2 separate regions of the Homo sapiens genome follow, and region 1 is linked to region 2. A link is a loop called in an ENCODE intact Hi-C map of the cell type or tissue named here. Cell type or tissue: mammary epithelial cell. All regions are shown on one strand. Each heading gives the region's core, and the rest is flanking DNA. Links, peaks and the distances in the headings are about the cores only.

What was found. Hi-C counts contacts between places; a loop is a spot of excess contacts. Peaks named below come from ENCODE experiments on the same cell type or tissue, not always from the same donor. Only the 100,000 strongest peaks of a DNase experiment are listed, where the experiment ranks them.
Region 1: a loop joins it to region 2, with 7 times the contacts of the local background. A loop is called at or near these places in 1 of 110 quality-filtered maps.

The regions. Positions count from the first base shown.
Region 1 is chr11:102,756,036-102,763,309 of GRCh38, forward strand. No RefSeq gene overlaps it. Among named protein-coding and RNA genes, the nearest start is that of MMP10, 21 kb to the right of the region's middle. In mammary epithelial cell, for the core only: no CTCF peak of the experiment used is centred there; DNase peaks (open chromatin) are centred at 2,336, 4,496 and 6,536; H3K27ac peaks cover 2,083 bases.
Region 2 is chr11:102,847,507-102,854,780 of GRCh38, forward strand. It overlaps LOC124902741 (a long non-coding RNA gene), which reads left to right and starts at 4,967. Exons shown (of 3, transcript XR_007062868.1): 1 at 4,967-6,805. In mammary epithelial cell, for the core only: no CTCF peak of the experiment used is centred there; DNase peaks (open chromatin) are centred at 2,015 and 4,045; H3K27ac peaks cover 3,509 bases.

The DNA.
Region 1 (7,274 bases), core at 1,597-6,596, 91 kb before region 2:
AATGAAAAATATCTCATTTATGATTTTTAAATATTGGTAGCCCATGCTAAAATGATATTTTAAATATATTAGGTTGCATAAAATATATTATTAAAATTAGTCTGTCTTGTTTTCTTTTTACTTTTAAAAATGTGGCAACTAGAAAATTTAAATTTCTACATGAGGCTCTTTCCTCCTCTCATCTCCTCTCGTCTCCTCTCCCCTCCTCTCCTCTCCTCTCCTCTCCTCCCCTCTCCTCTCCTGTCTGTCTCCCTCTGCCACCCAGCCTGGAATTAATGGCATGATCACAGCTCACTGCTGCCTTGAACTCCTGAGCACAAGTGATCCTTCTGCCTCTGTCTCCCAAGTAGTTAGGACTATAGGTGCACACCACCAAGCCCAGGTAACTTTTTTTTTGTAGAGATGGAGTCTTACTATGTTGCCCAGGCTAGTCTTGAACTCCTGGGCTCAAGTGATCCTCCAGCCTCGGCCTCCCAAAGGGTTGGGATTACAGGCGTGAGCCATTACACTCAGTCTTTTTATTACATTTCTATTGGACACTGTTGACCTAATGATCTACATGATTAAAAGATGGGTCAGTTAGCCAGACATTTCATCAGCTATTGATTACTTAGGGCCTACTATTTACAGAACACTGTACTAGGCATTGCAAATGATTAAAGCAGCTATGCCCCACACAAGAACATGGCCTCTGCTGTCATCTTGACATCATCTATGTGGAAGATGAAACATACGCATCCAGTAATTTAGCAGCAGGTATCTCAAAGAAGAAGGTGTGGAGATGAGTCTTTGTTCTGGTGCCCCCAAGAGACTTCCTTTTGATATTACTCTAAGTTTTCTTTTCCCTCTTTTTTTTTGAGGCAGAGTCTTGCTCTGTGGTCAGGCTGGAGTGCAGTGGTGTGATCTTGGCTCATTGCAACCTCCACCTCCTGGGTTTAAGCGATTCTCCTGCCTCAGCCTCCCGAGTAGCTGGGACTACAGCTGCGTACCACCATGCCCAGCTAATTTTTGTATTTTTAGTAGAGATGGGGTTTCACCATGTTGGCCAGGATTTTCCCTCTTTTTGACTATCTGCAAGTGGTAACTGATACTAATATATCTGCAGGAAAAATGAATTCTGTTGCCCTAAGTGACCCAATTGGTTTTTTTTCCATTATGTTTTTTCTGTGTGTGTGTGAGTGCCATAATAAAGATCTCTGCCGTTCTTTCTGTTAAGGATGAGCTTCATTTCATTTTCCCGGAAGTGGTGGGAAAGGTCTTCCATGTAGATTCTACGCATCGTATCGACCCTGCTTAGCCTTCTACCTTGTGGGATATTATTTGTTCTTTGCTTACTTGGTTGCCTCTCCTGTGTATATTTAGCTTATAACAAACCACTGCAGATTTAGTGTCTCAAAACAATAATAATTAACAGGATTCTATTACTGGATCTCAGCTGAACAATTTGGTTGTTTGGAATATCTTTTTTGGCGGCAGTCAGATCGTGACTGGGGCTAGAACACCCAAGATGTTCTGGCTTCATCACAGGTCTGGTGCTTTGGTGGAGAAGATTGGAAGGCTGGGATCAGCAGGGATACCAGGGTCTCCCTCTCTCTCTCTTCATGAAGTCTCAGAGCTTCCTCCTCTTCAGTAGAGTAGCCAGATTTTTTTCTTTACTACATTTAGTAATACTTTCTCCATGAATGCTTGAACACATTTAATCCAGGGGACTAGGCTGTATTTATCCATTCATATATGTCTTCCTCCATTCAACAAATATTTTCTTAATATTTCCAGTCACTTAGGCTGGAGAAAGGAAAAATAGGCCAGCAGATTATTCATGCATGGTACCTTTAATTTGTGCTGTAAGAGATTCATACAAAGTGCTGCAATTACACAGAAGACAGTGACCTTATGTACGATAGAGATGTGTGTACAAACTTCCAACACATGATGGATAAGAACACATTCTCCTCTCTCAATTTAATTTTTAACCACAACTTCCCCATCTAAATGGAGTATCACACTAATGCAAACAGAAAAGGGGAAGTGAATGAATTTCTCAGGAAAACCCAAATTCTCTCTTTCCCACAGGACTTCTGATGCCTGCAGAGGCAAGGGAAATAAGAAAAGGAGGCATTTTCTAGGACAAATGGAATATAGGTCATCTTTTCCCAGCCAAAATGAGGCTGGAACTCCCCGACCACCATAGGGTGCATACACTAGCTGTGGAGAAGCCATCCCCTCAGTGCTCCTGGTGCTTCCTGCCAGGAATCCCCTAGTTCACTCAGTAGCCTCAGAAACAGGAAAGGGGAACTCCTGAAAAACTGAGGAAACCACCATTGTGATAACTGGGATTGAGCAACAAATTACACATGATGTCATCTTCATGAAGACTCATACAATAAGAAATCTGGTGGTTATTCAGTATAGTGCTTGACAACAATTATGTCATAATACTGAATGCTTTACTGAAAGAGCAATCTGTGTGTATGTCCAGCAAACAGATCAAATTTGCAAACAGATAAAAAAGCAAAGCATGATAGTAGTGCTTAAAGTAGAAGCACTGAACTCTAGAGACTCACCTTCATCCTACTACCTCTCTCTTTGTCCCCTCTAACATAACCCCCAAATACCATGGAAGAATGCAGCAAGTTTAAAAATCACCAATCTAATAGAAACCTCTTACTTGTCAAATGAGAAAACTTAGAGACATGGGCCTTCCATCACTTGTTCCAGATCATGCATCTAGTGAAGAGCACTAGAATTAGAGCTGTTGCTTTCTATTTCCAAGTCTAAGCCTACTACACTAAGAATTTCATTTCATGTCAATGAATCTAACATGGATTAGATTTTGTTTTCTGTCAAACATCATATTGTTTAACTTATTGGAATTCTGTGGTATTTTGTAGCTTTCTTAAAGGACTTCTCATATTTTGCCTTATGCTTGACTATTTGTCTTCCTTTATGTATGAAATTTTTTTTATAGGGTAGAGATATACTGTTATAGACATGTGTTTTATAAATTGCACTAATACAACAGTAATCATTATTTCCCTGACATCAAAAACTTACACTGTGATCAGGTATTATATGGAATAAAAGGTAAACAGAGATACTCAGAGAAATGCAGCCCATGTCCTTGGTGTGTGAGAGGGGAGAATGTGTTCTTATCCATCATGTGTTGGAGGTCTATACACGCATCGCTATTGTACACAAGGTAATGTTTGGGTCACTGGTTGGAGAACAGAGACTTCTTGCTCTAAAAGAAAGAATATAAAGAAAGCTATTAAAAATATAAAACAGCATGTTGCAAACTCCAAATGGCTGGCATTCTAAATTGCTACCCTGAAAATTCTTAAAAACTGTATAATCATGGTCTTATGGAATGTTGAATGGGAGACAGAACTTGAAGGTATGATTTTGGGTATGAGGTAGATAGAGATTTAGCAGGTAGAGACTGGAAATCCAACCCTACTTCTAACTGGGTATGAAGACTAAAGTTAGTTCTGTTCTCTTGACTAGAAAATTATAATAATAGTAATAAAATTCCCCCCAATCCCAAAATGGTTTTCAGAAGAATTAAACAAAATTATATATATAACATATATCTACTTTGGTGTTTGTTACAGAGTATTTCATGATTGCTGTTTTTTTCTTAGAGTTAAAAGATACCTTTAAAAATCTCTAATTATGGCCAGGCATGGTGGCTTACACCTGTAATCCCAGCACTTTGGGAGGCTGAGGCGGGTGGATCACGAGGTCAGATCAAGACCATCCTGGCTAATACAGTGAAACCCTGTCTCTACTAAAAAAAAAAAAAAAAATTAGCCAGGCATGGTGGTGGGCACATGTAGTCCCAGCTACTCGGGAGGCTGAGGCAGGAGAACGGCGTGAACCCGGGAGGCAGAGCTGGCAGTGAGCCAAGATGGAGCCACTGCACTCCAGCCTGGGTGACAGAGCGAGACTTGGTCTCAAAAAAAAAAAAAAAACTCTAATTATAATTGTTGTAAAGATACAGTTAGAAGGAATAAGATCTAGTTTTTGATAGTACAGTAGGATGACTATGATTGACAATAATTTGTGGTATAGTTCAAAATAGCTAGAAGAGAAGAATTAGAATGTTCACAACATAAAGAAGGGGTGAATGTTTGGAGTGATGAATATCCCAATTGCCCTGGTATAATAAACATTACACATTGTATCCATGTGTCAAAATATCACATATACCCCCAAAATATGGACCACTGCTCTGTAACAGTAAAACAAACAAACAAATCACAAAACCTAATTAAACCCCCTTCCATTGCAAATGAGGAAACTGAGATCTTGAAATTCTCAGTTGTTTTATTTCTTAGAAAGCAAAACAATGTGACTATGATTCAAGGGACAGGGTTAGTTCATTTTAAGGGGATTTAAACTTACCACAGGAAATGACTCTTGAGGAAATTGTTGCTGTGCAGTTAAATAAAGCAAGGAAAAAACAAGTAATATCTGCTGAATCTCCACAATAAACCAAGTTGAATCATCTGCTTTAGAGATTTGGGAGCATTGCTCAAGAAGCAGCTGTGTTACTAGGTATTGCATCATTGTATAATCATCATTGTTATCATCGCCATCATCATATCTGTGAGCCAAATACGATTTTAAGAACAATTGTGGAGGTGGCAAATTTCCAAGCTAGATAACTTACGCTCTAAATTCACTTATCATGCTTTTGTCACCTTTTAGTTGTAGCTAATGGTGATCCAGTGACATTCCATTAATTTGATTGGGAAGGTCTTACTAGTATGTATAATTATAAATCTGCTTCTAAATATAAGTAGGTCTATGATTCACCATGTCTTTGTTCTAGGGAAGAAATTAAAGGGTTGGATTTCCTACTGACTTTGCAGGGATTAAGAAGGTTGTATATATCTTCAACTACCTCCTTTGATTTAATCCTTAAGAAACCAAGCAGGCTGGGAGCAGTGGCTCTCGCCTGTAATCCCAGCACTTTGGGTGGCCTAGGTGGGAGGATCGCTTGAGGCCAGGAGTTCGAGACCAGCCTGGCCAACATGGTGAAACCCCATCTCTACTAAAAGAAAAAATAAAAAAAAAAATTAGCTGTGCATGGTGGTGGGCCAGCTACTCAGAAAGCTGAGGCATGAGAATCGCTTGAACCTGGGAGGTGGAGGTTGCAGTGAGCTGAGATCGTGCCACTGCATTCTAGCCTGGGTGACAGAGTGAGACTCAGTCTCAAAAAAAAAAAAAAAAAAAAAAAAAGAGAGAGAGAGAGAGAAAGAAACCAGGGCATTTTTTTAGTGCATGCTTGTTTAACTGATGAAGTAATTTTTCTTTCCTATTTTATTGCTGCTGAGAAAATATACTACACATATAGTGGTAACGTGTGTTACTTAGCTAAGTGAGTGGGCAATTTATTTCTTATTTATGTTTCCTACTTCAAAAACAGATTTGATGGATGCAATGGAATGATTATTAAATGAGCAAATGTGCTAAATGAGTGACTAAATGAAAAACAATGAGTTACAAACTTTGGGAGAAATTTTACTGTTTCATTTACTGAAATGTTTCATTAATTTTATACTCAATCACATGTTAGAAAGCTGATGCTTCATATATTTTCTCTAAAACATAAATTAATGTGACTCCCTTTCTTTGACTCTCTCAGATGTTCCCTTGAGATTCCTCAAACATGTCTTTTAATATCTCTATGCCATTGTGCATGCAGCTTGCTTCCCTTGGAATGCCCTTCCTCTCCAGACATCTCCAGATGCCTGTCATTCTTCACATTCTAAAATTGACATTACTTTCTTCCTAGTTCAAGGGAGTTATGCATGCTTTCATTTAACAAACAGTGATTTACGGAGTAGCTACCATGTACCATTCTCTGAATTGCAGTGGAATATAACCGCAGGAAGTCACAGTCCAATGTAGGATGAATTTGAGGGGACAGTTAAATAAAGAGTGGTAAGTGCTGTGATTGGAGAGTATTTTGGGAATGTACAAGAGGTATGTGCAACACAGCTCAGGAGGGCCAGAGAGTGCATCTCAGCAAAGAAAACTTCTGCAGCCAGAAGCCAGAATGAGAAACAAGGCGGTAGCCAGGCAAGCAGACGCAGATGGATGTGTGGGAAAGCTTTTGCAGTTGTGGAAGTTTTTTTTGTTGTTTATTTGCTTGGTTGCTTGTTTTTTATTATTATCATTTTTTGTTGTTGTTGTTTCTCCCCCCTCCCCTTTTAACCAGAAACCATTGAATTGGAAGGGGTGTCTATTTTACAGAGTCAGAGGATTCTTAGAAACTAACAAAAGCTTTGAAGCTGGAGTGGGAAGGGGAAGTTGATTATCCCTAATTCCTTCTTCAGCTTCCTCTAAAACCCTCTGTTTCGCTGATTGTGTCCCACTTTCCACCAAATTAACTAATGTTAGACACTGGGTGTGGTGAGAATTCAATGGTTGCAATTCAGACGGATGCATGATGACTCTCTCACCACAGGTTTCTGCAGTCTGAATGGACCTACACCCAGAAAGAGCTTCTGGTAACAGCTCACTGATTCTTCTTTTCCTTGTCTGTTTCATCCAGAATCCTCTAGACTGTAATTTTTCTCTTTTTCCTGTATGCTATAGGCAAGTGCTCCTTAAAGTGTGGCCTGTGAATCAGGGATGATTCATGAACTGTAATTGGTGTGTGATAAGCTCAGCAATCAATCATGCTTTTACAACAATTTGATAAAGTAGTTTTATGTCTATTGGATCTAGTCTAATAATTTAAAAACTGAACATTTAAAAATGTCTTTGTCATCTCATTTTCATAGTAATTCCCTTTCGCTGTATTTTACAAAAGTATCCATGGTGAACTGGAAATGTAAGGAACTGGTCCTTCACTACGGATGGCTTGAGAAGCAATGCTTTGGGCCAGAGAAGTAATCGACACTCTCCAGTACTCTGATCTCTCTCTGTCTGGACCACCTCCCTTCTTCTTACCTCTTAAGTTCTTGCCCTTTGGCTCTCCATATAGATGCCTAGTCCTCTTGGAAGCCTCCCTAATCTCTCAGCATTGGGGGCAGAGCCCCTCCTTGGTGATCCCACAGCTCTGTGTGCTTCCCCCATTATGGCCATCACGCTTGGTAGTATATCACATAGACTGTTAACTTCTCCATCTCCCTCTGGAGAATATACGCTCTGTAAGAGTGTGGCCATGTTTGTGAAACTCTGTGCCCCATATGTTGCCTACTATACAGTAGACATTCAGTGGGTATCTGTTAAATGAGTGAATGAATCAATGAATGATGGAG
Region 2 (7,274 bases), core at 1,435-6,434:
ATTGAAATAAAAGGTATGTGAAGGGTAATAATGGAAAATAAAAAATAAAGTTGTGAAAAGATAGGTTGGAGTCCAGTCATAGAAGACCATTAGTCTGTAGCTAAGGTGCTTAGAGCTTATTCCATTGTTGGTGGAAAGCCATGTGATATGGTCTGGCTGTGTCCCCAACCAAATCTCATCTTGAATTGTAACTCCAACAATTCCCACATGTCGTGGGAAGAACCCAGTGGGAGGTGATTGAATTATGGGGGTGGGTCTTCCCTGCGCTGTTCTCATGATAGTGAATGAGTCTCATGAGATCTGATGGTTTTAAAAATGGTAGTTTCCCTGCACAAGCACTTTTTTTGCCTGCTGCCTTCCACGTAAGACATGACTTGCTCCTCCTTACCTTCTGCCATGATTGTGAGGCTTTCCCAGCCACGTGAAACTGTAAGTCCATATTAAACCTCTTTTTCTTTCCAGTCTCTGGTATGTCTTTATCAGCAGTGTGAAAACAAACTAATACACTAGTTTCTACAAAACATTTTAAATAAATTTTACATACTTAAATAAAACGTTAAATGTTTATTATAGAAAATTTAGAATATATAAAAAAGTACAAAGAAGAAAATAAATCTTTTATAGTCATGACCCAAAAAGAAAAACACTACTAACAGTATTAACTATGTATTTCCTCTAATTTCTTTATACCTGTGTATTCTTTTTCACATCATGCTGATCATGGGAGTTTATAAAATTTCATCTATATTTTCCACAATTTTGAATATCACTAGCTGGACAGAAGTACTAACAAGGCAACATATTCCATCTGAATTATAGGGCCATGTTGCTCAGACTGGTTTCAAATTCCTAGGCCTGAGTGATTTGCCCACCTTGGCCCCGCAAAGTGCTAAGATTACAGACATGAGCCACTATGCCTAACAATAAAATATTTTGATACTGGTATGCAATATGTAGCAATCACATTGGGGTAAATGGGGGTATTCATCACCTCAAGCATTGATCACTTCCTTGTGTTACAAACATTCCAACTTATTGTTTAGTTATTTTAAAATGTACAATAAATTGTTGACTGTAGTCACCCTGTTGTGCTATCAAATACTATATAATATTCATTCTAACTATATTTTTGTACCCATTAACCATACCCACTCCCACTACCCCCCACTACACTTCTCAGCTACTGGTAACCCTCATTCTACTCTCTATCTCCATGAATTTAATTGTTTTAATTTTTAGATCCCACAAATAAGTGAAAACATGTGAAGTTTGTCTTTCTGTGCCTTGCTTATTTCACTTAATGTAATGTCCTCCAGTTCCGTCAATGTTGTTGCAAATGACAGGTCTCGTTCTTTTTCATGGTTGAATGGGACTCCACTGTGTATATGTACTATGTTTTCTTTATCAATTCATCTGTTGACGGACACAGGTTGCTTCCAAATCTTGGCTATTGTGAATAGTGCTGCAGTTAACATGGAAGTGTAAATATCTCTTTGACATGTTGATTTCATTTCCTTTAGATAAATATTCAGTAGTGGAATTGCTGGATCATATGGTAGGTCTATTTTTAGTTTTTTGAGAAACTTCCGTACTGTTGTCCATGGTGGTTGTACTAATTTACATCCTCACCAAGGATGTATGAGGGTTCCCGTTTCTCCACATCCTTGCCAGAATTTGTTATTGCCTGTTTTTTGGGAAAAAAGCCATTTTTACTGGGATAAGATGATATCTCATTGTAGTTTTGATTTGCATTTCTCTGATAATCAGTGATGTTGAGCACTTTTTCATATCACATAGGTTTTCATAGTTGAAATCAGACTATATATTCTGATTTTTATGCCTATTTGCCATAGAAACTTTCAAACATTCTAGTTGGAAGGGGAATTAGAATAGAAAAGGGATGAGGCACAGGTAATTTCTGCACGTGATGGCTCAGTCTTTTTTCATTTATAAAAGCATAATGACTCAGATCACTCCACATGAGTGGTAAAAATGTTGAAATCTATCACTTAAATACTTTGAGAATGACAATAGCTTTTATGTGGCTCCAGGCAACTCTGTTTTTATGGAGGGAAAGAGCATTTTGTAATATTCTTGGCACAAATATTCCAGTTATGTAAAACAGAGTAACATAAAGTTTTCAGTGGTTCTCCAACAGGCAGTATATTTCATCTGGTTGTAGGGTAAAATAATGATGCTTGATAAACAATTTTTCTCATATGAGGATTAGAGTGGAAGCAGGAGAACAGGTATGAAAAACATTACGGATAAAGCTTAACTCCAGGCTGTCAAATCCTGAAAAGACACTTTTCAATCAGAAAACTGACTTTTTCAAACAAGTTCAGTAAACGTAGCTCCATTAAGCTTTTCATAGCCTGACCTATGCATTCTGGAAATGTTCGCTTTTAGCCAGTTGGCAATTGTGTGTCTTTATGTAAACGTTTTCCAAAGGTGGTTCAGGAGTGAAATTTACTGATTCCAGCATGTCTGAGAATGTCTTTTGTTAAAATATCCTATGGGAAATATCTTAGGTGAATATGACACTCAGTTCACAATCGTTTTTCTCTCTTCCAATATCAAAACCTGTTCAGTAGAGATACAGCTTCAGTGTTTTCTATTATAGTTGATAGAAAAATATATGTCCTGGACCCTGAGAACAAATATCTTTCTAGATCTTTCAGATGACAAGAGGTTCTTCAGGTTTCGTGAGACAAACATAGACAGGCTTCTGAATATTTTTTCTAATATAACTTCACTGTTTTTATAAAAACTGGAAAAATCATTCTTAAAAAAAGCTTTTCATTTTATGTGCTCTAGTGCAAGTTTGGGAAAGGCTGCTTCAGTGGCTACTAAGGAATTGTCCTCTTAGACTGAAAATTTTCTATGTGTTGCTCTTGATCAGATAAATGACATCAGAACTGTGTTTCTGTGAGATTTATCTGGTGGCAGTGATTGAGATGGATTAGAATGTGAAGCAAATGAAGTTGACTATTTCAGGGGCTGTTATAATCTTCCAAGTGAGGCACAAGGGCAACCCGAAGGACTGCAGATATAAGTAAAAAGAATTAAGAAAGGAAAGTGATATTACAGACAGAAAAAGGACAGGCAAGAGTAGAAAGGCATGGCTTGGCATTGAGGCTTGTGAATTGGGAAGAATTGGAATGAGCTAGTCTGTAGTTAAGGTTGGGGTCCTTTCTTTATGACTTGGCAGATCTTTGTCTGGTGTGGAAATAAACAAAGACCAACTAAATAGGAAGAAGCAAAGGCTGTTTATTCAGAGCTTGCCATAGCAAGGGTGTCAGCTACTGTTGCTTGTGTTTTGGCAGAGACTCAAAGACAGGTGAAGGAGAAGGAAAGCTTTATAGTGGAAAAAAATGGGGATAAACTGGAGGCTTTGGAATGGGGATGCTATAGGGAGGCTAACTAGCTGTAGGCATCCTGTGTGATTGGTTAGGAGGGCATATCTTTCTCTAAGTTGGAAGCAGGGACAAAAATTAGGGATGCTGTCAGTTATTAATCAACTCTTGGTCATTTGGGGCCAATTGTGATAGAAGTTATTGTTTAGCTTCCTGGATTGTCACTAGAGGTAACAATCTGGCAGTGTGCAAATCTGACTTGCAGCAGGCTGGCCTGTTTATTGTAGACAATAAATTCGCCTATTTATTGTAGACAAGAGGATTGGTTTCCTGGGCAGTTTGCCGCAGGTTGTGGGTCAAAGTTATATATATATGATCTGGCAGTTGTCCATTTGTACATTCAGTTTCTCACTGTAAAATTGTCTCTTAATTCCATGGCTTAAGCATCTCTGTAAAGGATGAGTCCTGGGTATTTCCTTGGCTCAATGACCTCTTCTTTTGCTACTCACATAATTTTTGCTTAAACTCCGGAATTCATAAGTGCTTCATTCCAGAGGTTAGATTTCTTCAAATAGTTTTAACCAGTAATGCTCGTTGCCCTGACAAATCTGTGGTAATGGTCCTAGGCGCCGCTTCACCTCAGCTCTGACACAGCTCATCGTCTTCTGAGTCATGACTTCATGAATGCTGACACATCCTTTGAATGGGTCACATTATGTAAGAATGACAGAATGAAAGTTTGTGTTGTAGTAACAGCTAAAATTAAGATTGGATGTACACCAAGGCAGAGCTCACTCATACAACTCCATAGAGCTGCTGTTGGTGAGCCAGCTTATTCCACATTAACCCATGTGGTGGAAAGAATGGAACCAGGGTTCTAAACTTTCATTATATTTTATAGTTTTTGGTAATTAATGACTTTGAATCTTCTCAGAGTGTGTAATGTGGTCAAACAGACATATATACGTTTATATACACACATATATGTGTGTATATGTCTACATATGTGTATGCATACATGTACACATATATATACATGATAGTTTTCTCCTTTCTTAAAGAACACAATATATATATATCTATGCATTGTCATTACTTTTAAAATTCAAGTTTCTCAAAGTTTTGTTTTTTACTTAATACAAAAGTGAACTGGTTCACACTATTATATATATGTACACACTATATATATTATATATATATACACACACACACACAAGTTATATATATATAACTTGTCCTTTAAGAACATAAATATATATATAACTTATTTTTTATTTCATTTTATTTTATTTTTTTTGAAACAGAGTCTCGCTCTGTTGTCCAGGCAGGAGTGCAGTGGCATGATCTCGGCTCACTGCAACCTCCACCTCCTGGGTTCAAGCGATTCTCATGCCTCAGCCTCCTGAGTAGCTGAGGTTACAGGCATGTGCCACTACGCCAGGCTAATTTTTTGTATTTTTAGTAGAGACAGGGTTTCACTATGTTGTCCAGGCTGGTCTTGAACTCCTGGCCTCAAGCAATCCACCCGCTTCAGCTTCCCAAAGTGCTGAGATCACAGGCATGAGCCACCATGCCCAACATATATATATATATATATATATGAAAACACACACACACACACACATATATATAAGTTATATGTATATACAACTGTCCTTTAAGAAAGAGGAAAACCACCATATATTGATCATCAGTTATGTACCCAACACGTTACATATATTATGTCTAATCTTTACACCCACATTGCAAGGTAAAGATTATATCTCCATTTCACAGATAAATAAATTGATCAGAAAAAGTCAAAAGGTTTATTCAAGTTCACGTAGACGGTAAGTAGCAGAGATGTACAAACATTGTCCAATCAAAACCAGAACAAACAGAAATAAGAGTTTGCAGTCTTTAGACTTATCTCAACTCCTGCTTCTTATCTGTTTATAACACTTTCTTGGCCTGGACTTAACCCTTTCTATAAATTTTATCTTTCAAATTTTCATATTCTTGAAAACAGAAACCTGGAAATGTCTCTTAACTCAGTGTCTAATGGATAATTAGCATCAATTTTCGGGGTACCTCTCATCATTTTTCTAACTTCCTTCCCCTCTCTTTAAGCTTGGTCTTCTCTGCCCATCATCTTCCACTGGTGCTGCCCGAATGTGACCCAGTTAGGACCCAAGTCTATGTGCAGTCATTATGTGTCACTATGATTCAAAAATACAAAGCCTCCTCATTCACGAAGATTAGTAAATATTCCAAATCCTGGGAAAAGAACAAAATCTTTCTGACTGTGAATTTGTAAGCACTCATCAACGTCAACAAAATCCAACTCTAAGGTTCTGAGCATACACATCCAATCCAGTACCTTTGTGGTTTGATACACATTTCACAATCCTTTTTTGTTTTGAAAGTCATATTTTATTCAATTATAAGATGGGAACATGCTGTTCAAGATCATGAATTTAGAGAATAAGTGGAAAAACCTCTCCTCAAACCTCACTTACGTTCACATCTCTCTTAGTATTCTCATGGTAACTTGACTGCTCCAAAAATTACAGAGGATGTTGATAATTTACCAACTTTTACATTTTGTACCTAATAATTGGGCCAAATAGTATCAAAACATATTCCTTGTTAACTACAAGATTATCAGCCAAAAGAATCTAAGTGCTATAGTAGAAAAAGCATGGGTTTTGGGGTTAAACAGCCCCCAGTTAGAATCCTAGTTTCTGTACTCAGTAGCTCTGACACCAAACAAATTGCTTATCTTCTCTGTGCCCCTTTTTCTTCACTCTTAAAAATGGCCATTTAAATGTCTATTTTATGGGCTTGATATAGGTAACAGAAATTATGTAAGAACTTCTCAGAAAATAATAAACATGATTATTCATAGCCATCAGATAGCTAGAATGAGGGCCAAAAAAAAATGAGTTATGTCTAACTTTGGATGGGCTTAAGCAGTTGGGAATGAGGGCAATATGGGGAAAACGAAGAGTGACCACATGAGTTCTCTTCCTTCTCGACAAGTCAGAGTGGTTATTAGGGGATGAATGTACTTAGTGAGGAGGAGAGCAGCAAAACTGGGAAATTCTGGGTCCAGAAGAAGTTGAGATGTGAAGAAATAAGTTTCTTTCTTTATTTATTTCAGCCTACTAAGTGTCAGAGGCTTTACCTACTTAATTCTCAGAACAAATCTAAAAGGCAGGTATTGTTTTCCCTGAGAGTCAAAGAGGTCAATAACTTGTCTAAGATCACACAGTGAGTCACAGAGCAGATTTTCTAACTTATCAAAATTGTGGACTTTGTATAACCAGTCACTGCCCGGAACTCTGCCTTTCAAGATATTTGCAACAGGTTGAGACAAGCCACACCTTCACTTCCTGCAATATAGCAGACGATATATTCTGAAGGACTGTTTCACCATGAAACAACTACAATCTTTTTTTTTTAATTAGGTAAGCACTCAAATTACTTTTATCTAATAAAATAAGCAGGAATTTTAAGCGTTTGCTGTTTCATCTTATACGTTATTTTTCCTGGGCCTTCATTTATAGGGTATAAAACTTTAAGGAAACATTCTCAACTAACATTCTTATTAGATGTAAATGATTCATATTACAAATAATACTAACGTAAGCATTGTCATTACTTTTAAAATTCAAGTTTCTCAAAGTTTTATTTTTACTTAATACAAAAATGACCTGGTTCACACTATCAGCTGCCCAACAAACTGTTTAAAAAAAATTCTTTGTTAAAGAGCAGATTACAAGAAATGCTTTCCATCTCTTATTTAAAAAAAAGAAGATTCTGATACACATAATGAATCTAAATCAAAATTCATAAGTGGTGGCTGAAATCCTGTCAACTTTCAGTCCAATACTATAGAAATCCACAGTTATAATGCATAAACAATTCAAAATTAAA